2 separate regions of the Homo sapiens genome follow, and region 2 is linked to region 1. Evidence: read pairs that join two places in POLR2A ChIA-PET (ENCODE). Cell type or tissue: Panc1. All regions are shown on one strand. Links, peaks and the distances in the headings refer to the core of each region. The heading gives the core; the rest is flanking DNA.

What was found. ChIA-PET counts read pairs that join two places held together with the same protein. Peaks named below come from ENCODE experiments on the same cell type or tissue, not always from the same donor. Only the 100,000 strongest peaks of a DNase experiment are listed, where the experiment ranks them.
Region 2: POLR2A ChIA-PET joins it to region 1 with 5 read pairs; 2 of 35 experiments call an interaction of 5 or more read pairs at or near these places.

What each region holds. Positions count from the first base shown.
Region 1 is chr7:16,422,540-16,426,811 of GRCh38, forward strand. It overlaps LOC105375168 (a long non-coding RNA gene), which reads left to right. Exons shown (of 5, transcript XR_007060223.1): 2 at 441-498. Among named protein-coding and RNA genes, the nearest start is that of CRPPA, 3.1 kb to the left of the region's middle. In Panc1, for the core only: CTCF peaks have their summits at 468 and 668; no DNase peak of the experiment used is centred there.
Region 2 is chr7:16,365,206-16,369,749 of GRCh38, forward strand. All of the region lies in intron 3 of CRPPA (CDP-L-ribitol pyrophosphorylase A), which reads right to left. Among named protein-coding and RNA genes, the nearest start is that of CRPPA, 54 kb to the right of the region's middle. In Panc1, for the core only: no CTCF peak of the experiment used is centred there; no DNase peak of the experiment used is centred there; H3K27ac peaks cover 549 bases.

The DNA.
Region 1 (4,272 bases), core at 1-4,000:
GTGGCTTATGATTAATAAAAAATAATCTTTTTAAACACTGGAAATGTTATCTAGTTGTAGTATTACAATTTTTATTTTTACCTGTTTTCTTGAGAGCATATAAAAATATGTTTTCTGCTTTTCCTTTTTGTTTAGTCTTATTGAAGGCATTCTTTCACTTTTGTTACTTTTATTATAATTAGCATTTAGGTCCTGTGCTAGTTGGTTTCTTAACTGAAAAGTGGGTGCCATAATATACTTCCTTGTAATTTTTATTGCTATCGTTCCTTTCTAATTTGATCTCGAGGTCTCTCTCTTACGAGTGGCCATAAGCCAGAACAGCCACTCTTCAGGAGAGCCCTGGCCCAGAGAGGAAAGCTAGGTTCTGGTGTGCAGGTGAGACGCCAGAGGAGGCAGCACACAAAACATGTGAAATAACAGGCGCATTTTATTACTTACAGATTCACCAGAGAATAAGCCTGATGGAAGTCTGGAGATAACAGGACTCCCAACCAGCAGGTGGGGTGCAAGAGAGAGGACCTGTGGGGCTGTGTTAAGGTCCAAAGGCTTTATCCCTTAGGCTTTCCAGAGGGGGTTGTGGATTGACTAGTTTAAAGAAAACACCAGCAAAGGGAGAACTTGACTCTGGTGTTGACCATTGGGTTTTATCATGGTTAGCAGCTGTTGGGTTTTTGGTCATGGAATGAGGAATAAGTGTTCTATATCACAGGGAGGGGAAGTTTTAAGTAGGCCACAGGTGACGTGATACAACTGGGTTTCAAACAGCTTATATCAGGCCTAAAAATGGATGCCCAGGCAGCAACTATATTAAACAAGTTTGGCACAATACTTGACTTCATAGCGCCACTACCACACCTGTATCAAGCATTTAAATATCTGTTGACTAACTGGGTGGATAAATAAATGAGTCTATCTATGAGAGCAGGAAGGCAAATCGAATTAGTATTTCTATTAATATTGATCTTTAAACCTCCCTTTTTAATCTAAAGGTGGAGTTGTTATAAAGGTATTCTTCCTTTACTTAATCTTGAGTGAAGAAAAGTAGAGTAATAAAGCTCTTGTTATACTAATTGCTATAGAATAATTTTATATAATTAAACATTGACAAATTTTAACTAGAATCTTAGTTTTGTTCTTAGAGCAGATATATCAATTTAGATCTTCCATGAATCCTTAGATCCTTAGATCTTATATACTGTATATTAACAATGTCTAGCAGACCAACTTGTAGAGAAAAAAGGGCACATTAAAGTATTCATTCATATACGTAGTATGAAGCAACATTTTTCTCTCTGTCCTTTTTATATAAATATAATTAGTTCCATGTTTTGCATACTTTGGGGTAACAGATGTAGCTTCCTTGTTACTTAATACCAAGTTATAGCAGCCACAATATGAGAATATCTTCTCTGCATCAGGCATGTGAAAGTACATACCCTGAAAAGTGAACTCCTCTGGGACCCATTGGTAATAACAATTCTAAGATATCACTTGAAGAGTTTAGAAAAAATAAACCCCAACTGAATCATGAGGCAGAGCATGCAGAGTTGGAAGTTCCTGGAGTGGTTTCCATTTTGAGCTTCCAAGTAGGCAAAATAATGACTCCCCAAAGATGCCCATGCTCTTATCTCCAGAAGCTATGAATATGTTACCTTACACTGCTAAAGAGACATTGCAGATGTGATTAAGTGAAGGATCTCAAGATGGAGGGGAGTAGCCTGGATTATCCAGGTGGGCCCTGTGTAATCTCTGGCATCCTTATAGGAGAGAGGTCAGAGTTAGAGAAGGAGGTATGAGGATGGAAGCAGCCATCAGAGTGCAGAGGGGTGGGAATGTAGGCAACCTCTAAAAGCTGGAAAAGGCAAGGAAACAGGTTTTTCTCTTAGAGCCTGCAGAATAATATAGCCCTGCCACCCCATTTTCAGATTTCTGATATCCAGAACTGTAAGATAACATACTTGAGTTGTTTTAAGCTGCTAAATCTGTGGTAATTTATTATAGCAGCAAGAGGAAACTAATACAGGCTTCACACTGAGGAAGATTCTCATTTGGACTATAATCTGCAAATGAAGTTATACGTAGTTAGAAATGCAGTAATATGATTGAAAAAATAAGGCACTGTTCATTCAACTTTATGTCTCGTTACTAGAACCCCAGTATTGACTTTTAAAATAAATCCTTTGTCTTGTGAATTTAAAAATGTATTATAAATGTTTAAAGCATAACTTTGTTAAATGTATACCACGATTTCATAACCTGGCTTTGGCATGCCTTTAATTTTTTAAAGTAGACTAAGTGTAGTTTTAGGTTCACAGCAAAATTGAGAGAAAGGTACAAAAATTTCCAATAGCTCCCTGCCCCACACATACATAGCCTCCCACATTATTAACATCTCCCACCAGAGTGGTACATTGGTTACAACTGATGAACCTACAGTGACACATCATTATAACCCACAGTCCCTAGTTTACGTTAGAGTTCACACTTGGTGTTGTACATTCATTCTATAGGATTGATAAATTTACAGTGATGTGTATCCACCATTACAGTATCATGCAGAGTAATTTCACTGCCCTAAAATCCTCTATCCTCTGTCTATTCATGCCTTCCTCTCCTCTAATCCCTGCCCAATCCCTGGCATCCAATTATCTTTTTACTGCCTCCATGCTTTTGCCTTTTCCAGAACATCATATAGTTGGAACCATACAGTATTCTTTTCAGATTGGCTTCTTTCACTTAGTAATATGCATTTAAGTTTTCTCCATATCTTTTCATGGCTTGACAGCTTCTTTCTCTTTAACACTGATTTTTTTTTTTTTTCTGGATGTACTGTGATGTATTTATTCACTCACCTACTGAAAGACATCTTGTTTGCTTCCAAGTTTTGGCAATTATGATTAAGCTGTAATAAACATCTCTGTGTAGGGTTTTTTTTAATTTTATTTTAAGTTCTGGGGTACATGTGCAGGATGTGCAGGTTTGTTACAAAGGTAAACGTATGCCATGGTGGTTTGCTGTACCTATCAACCCTTGACCTAGGTATTAAACCCAGCATGCATTAGCTATTTTTCCTAATGTTCTCCCTCCCCACTCCCCATCTCCCTACAGGTCCCGGTGTGGTTCCCCTCCCCGTGTTCTGATTATTCAGCTCTCACTTATAAGTGAGAACATGCGGTGTTTGGTTTTCTGTTCCTCTGTGCAGGTTTTTATGTGTACAAAAATTTTCAATTCCTTTGGGTAAATACCAAGGAGAAAGATTGCTGAATTGCACGGGCAAAAGTATGGTCAGTTTTGTAAGAAACGGCCAAACGGTCCTCCAAAATAGGTATACCATTTTGCATTCCCACCAGCAATGAATGAGAGTTTCTGTTGCTTCACATCCTCACCAGCATTTGGTGTGTCAGTGTTCTGGATGTTGGCCATTCTAATAGGTGTGTAGTGGTATCTCAGTGTTGATTTAATTTGTATTTATTTGATGACATATGATGTTGAGCATTGTTCATATGCGTATTTGTCATGTGTATCATATTTGGTGAGGTGTCAGAGTCTTTGGCCCACTTTTTAGTTGGGTCATTTGTGTTTTTATTGTTCAGTTTTGAGAGTTCTTTGTTTATTTTGAAGAACAATTTTTTATCTGATATTACTTTGGCAAATATTTTCTCTGTGGCTTGTCTTCTTATTCTCAACAGTGTCTTTTGCAGAGCAGAAATTTTTAGTGATAATGAAGTCCAGCTTATCAATTGTTTTTCATGGATCATGCCTTTGGTGGTGCTTTTAAAAAATGATCACCTAGGTTTTCTGCTATGCTATCTATTAGGAGTTTTATAGTTTTGTGGGTTTTTTTAGGTCGGTGATTCATTTAGGTCAGTGAGTTTTGAGTTAATTTTGTAAAGGGTATAAGGTTTGTCTAGATTATTTGTTGTTTTTGCATGTAGATATGCAGTTGTTGCAGCAACATTTGTTGAAAAGACTGTCTTCGCTTCATTTTGTTGCCTTTGCTCCTTTGTCAAAGATCAGTTGACTGTATTTATTTGAGTCTAATTCTGGTTTCTTTATAATGTTCCATTGATTCATTTGTACATCCTTTAGTCAATACCACACTGTCCTGATTACTGTAGCTTTTTATATGTCTTGAGATCCAGTAGTGTCTGTCTTCCAACTTTGTTCTTCTTCAATATCGTGTTGGCTATTCTGGGTCTCTTGCCTCTCCATATAAACTTAAAAATCAGTTTGTCAATGTCCACAAAATAACTTGCTGGTATTTTGATTGGG
Region 2 (4,544 bases), core at 214-4,213, 57 kb before region 1:
GGAGCTAGGAGTTCACTGCCTCTGGGAGAAATGCTAACACAGAGGGAGATGTCAGATGAACTCTCAGTCTTAGAACAGGACATTGGAGGTAACAATACAACATTTTTGGATAAGCCTGTCTGGATATGTCCCCATGTGATGAAGTGACCAGCTGTGTTTGTGAAATAATGGCCAGATTTGTAATCATCATCTTACATCAGTACTTAAGCCTTGCCTAAGGCTCTATTTGCTAGGGAACCTGTGCTGAAACGATAATCTTGAAAGTAATTAACAGAAAATGAAACAATGTGGTAGTATCACAGGAGACAGTGAATAATGAACCCAGAAATAAATCTACATAAAGCAACATAATAGAGGCACAAATTAGTCAAAAAAATGGATGATTTTATAAATGATGTTGAAAAATCTCTCTTTATAAAGATGAAAAAGGCAGGTGCCCTGTATCAGAGAATATTTTAAATGACCTCCAAACAAACTTGAGGCCTAAGTGTGAAATGGAAAATAGAATAAAATACAACCATGATACGGACAAGAACTTAAACAAGACCTTCAACTCAAGATTTGGCCACAAAGTAATATATTAATGTATTAAAGACAACACTGACAAACAGATTCAAATATATTTGTAATGTGTAAGACCAAGAAAAAAATTGTACCTAGGATGTATACAAAACCCTACCACATCAACAAGAAAAAGATAAGACACCCAGAAGACAGTGGACAAAAAACATTAAAGCATATTGAAATGTTAGTAAGTGCTTTACTCCACTTAGACTGCTAAAACAAAATATCTCAGACTGCATAGTTTATAAAAAGAATTTATTGCTCATAATTCGAGAGGCTGGGAAGTCCAAGATCAAGGCTTCAGACCCTGTGTTTGATGAGGACCCATTCCTGATAGATAGCACCTTCTTGTTGCATCATCACTTGGCAGAAGGGGCAAACAAGCTCCCTCAGGCCTCTTTTCTAAGTGTACTAATCTCATTCATAAAGGCAGAGCCGTCATGATCTAATCACCTCCCAAAGGTGCCACCTCTCAATACTATCACCTTGGTGGTTAGGTTTCAACAGGAATTTTAGGGGAAACACAGACGTTCAGACCATAGCAATAAGTAACACAAACATGAACAAACATACAAAGCTGCATCCTCACTAGCAATGTAGTTCAATTAAAACACAAATCAATATACAGCCATCAAATTGACAAAAGCTAGAAAATTAAAGATCATTAAAAGCTACAGAAGATGTGGCTGAAACTATAACCACTGCTAACCTTATATAACTATATTTATTAGTCTTATAGAAACTCACAGAAACTTACAGAACTAGAATCACTTCTAAACTGCCATACATATGAACTGAAAACAGATAAAAGTAATTTATGCTTTTAGGCTAATGGTTGAGAATGAAATTTCTGGGGATAGCAAAGAGTATACTCAAAGAAGATCCCAGCCAAGTCACCAGATCATTTTTTCTACAGCTCTTCATAATTTTTCCAAAATGGAACCAAAGAAAATGACATGACTATATGAACCTACCTAGTAGAATAATTGAGAGAATTAAAAAAAAAAAGGCAAGAGGGAGAAAAATAAAAAAAAAAAAACATGGGAAATATGACAAATAGGAAGACGCATGACCGTGAAGAGATAAACACTTTCCAAGTCCATCACCAAGATTGTCAATTTACTTCCTCTGATGAAATACCATAAACATATAGATCATGTTTTCATTAATAACTGCGATGTGCCACTTTGGTACTGTGGTTTGCAACTGACTTGTGTAAGAAACAATGGTTTGCAAATACTTTCACTAAAGTAACAAGTCAGCTCTTTCTGACTCAAAGCTTCATCTTTAAATCCCTACTCATTTCTCTTTATAAATCATTTTTCTTCATATGTTCTTTCACTCACCCTCCTGAGGATCTTTTCATTCCTTGCCCCTTTCCTCAAATCTCCATTTGTCAAAATTTAAAAAAAAAACTTATGCCTTCTTATCTCTTTCTACTATACCCCTTGCTCCCTGTGCCCACTGTGCCCCCTATCCTAAAACTCAATGTGACATGAGGTTTCCCCTGAGGCTCTTCCTTATCTGCAAATCCAATCCAGGCACAACCGAACAACTAAGCAAAAACAGCCAGGGAGGAAGGCAGGAAAGGAGAAGAAATGGGGAACTACACTGTAAAAACTGAAATAAAACTTCTGAGAGTTGTAATGCTTGGTGAATATAAAGAAAAGACACTTCATAAAATTTCATCTTTTTGACTTGTTCCTGTTAACTCAGTATTTAAAACCCAAACTTGTTGACAGTACGAGATACAAGTCTTATTTATTCTAGCATGTGGGGTACATTGGTGAATATAAAGAAAAGACACTTCATAAAATTTCATCTTTTTGACTTGTTCCTGTTAACTCAGTATTTAAAGCCCAAACTTGTTGACAGTACGAGATACAAGTCTTATTTATTCTAGCATGTGGGGTACAGGCAGGCTATGAATTATGAATGGGAATTCCTGTCATATTTCTTTAATTTTATAGCTATTATATTCAGCTACCCACAGATAAGCGACGGGAATCTTTAAAAATGCGGGGAGGGGTTGTTTCAATTAAGTTAAACAGGCACTTAAAAAATACACCTTCTCAATCTCCATTATAAGATTAACACTTAAATATTACATGTCTCCATCGTCAAGTCTAAGAAATCAAAGCAAAAGGTACATAATTAACACCCCAGAGACTGATTCTGTCACTGGCTGAATCCTGCTGTATCTTTCATGAATTTTCATTCAAACCTAATTGACAAATTACCTTCTAAAATTCTCTATGTACAAAAACCTTGTGTTAGAATCAAGGCCAGGTCTCTGAACAATAAAATTCAGAATACCATCTGTGAGCATAACACCAATTTTCACAGGAAATGAATTTTAAAAAGCTTCTTTGTATAATAATTTATTATTTTTCCTCAAATTGCACAGAAAAGAATTTCACATTTGAAGATTCAATAAGAATCCACTGGACCAATCCGTGGGCTTTTCTTCATGTTCCTGAAGATCGCATAGTTTCCACTCTTGAAATTTGTATTATTCTTTTGTTATTTTCTTTAGAAATATTTTCCTTTAGCAAACTCCTAATGTGTCAGTAAAAATTCTCAAGGATGAAATAGTTTTCGTCTCCAATCTTAATAAAATAAAACTGAACAAATACCTAGTTACATGGAAAAGCCCAAGATTCTTTGAAAACAAACACATACGAATTTATGTATCTTAAGTAAAATACAATAGATTTTGACTTTTAAATTATCAATCCAGACATTGGCACTAGTAGCATTTTGGTTTTCACAAGTGCCATCAACCTTTCTGATTTTGTGTGTGCACTTACACTTACAAACAGGCATATATAGATTTTATATAGTTGTTATTACAACTTTATATATTAGTTTCTCAGTAACACTCTAACATCAACAATTTCATGATCAAATTCTGCAAAAATAATTTTTAGTGACCCTTTAAAGCTTCTATTAATAAATGTCACAATTTTATTGATCTCTAGAAATAAAGGTTCAGTAAAAATGACCACACTTATAAAAATGCTGCAAATCACCAACCTTACACACGGATCTTTGCCCATACTTCCAATAATTTTTCAGATGAATTTCTTAGAGATTTAAGGGGATTTCATTAATGTGTATGTACTTAATATATGCACATATATAACTCACATCAAATCTGTTTATATAACTGGCATTAGTGTTAACATATAAAATATGTGTCTACATATATGTATACACATGAAATTCATCCAGCAATATTTAAGAACCTAATCCATGCCATAAACTCTTCTAGGTGCTAGAAATGAGACTGAACAAGACAAAGTCCCTGTGTAGCAGGAAGAGCCACAGACAAAACCTCTCAGACACCAAGTTGTAGAAGGAAGGGCTTTATTCAGCTGGGAGCATCGGCAAGCTACTGCCTTAAAATCTGAGCTCCCCGAGTGCACAATTTCTGTTCATTTTAAGGGCTCCCAACACTAAAGATTTCACATGAAAGGGTCGTGACTGATTTGAGCAAGCAGGGGGTACATGACAGGGGCTGCATGCACTGGTGGTCAGAGAGAAACAGAACAGGGCAGGGAGTTTCACAATGTTCTTCTATACAATGTCTGGAATCTATGAATAACATTGGTTTCTAAGTTATGAGTTGATTTTTAACTACTGGGTTTAAGCCAGGCAGGCCCAGGCCTGGTTTCGGGCCTGGCACCAGGCTGCCTGTCTTTGGTTTTACTTCCTTGTTGTTTTTTCTTAAAACAGGTACTGAGTATAAAACAGTATAAAATAATATGAGACGGTCTTTCTCTTCCTTCACCTGCCCTCACAGAACTGAGGTTTTAATAGGAAAGATACACACCAAAAAAGATATATCAGGTAGTGATATCTAATAAGCAAAACTAAAGCAGAACAAAATAAGTATGATCTTTTTTTTGCCCCCAAGATGGCAGATAGCAGGCAGTATTAGCGTGACTAGCTCACTTGGAAGGACAGAATAGGGGGTA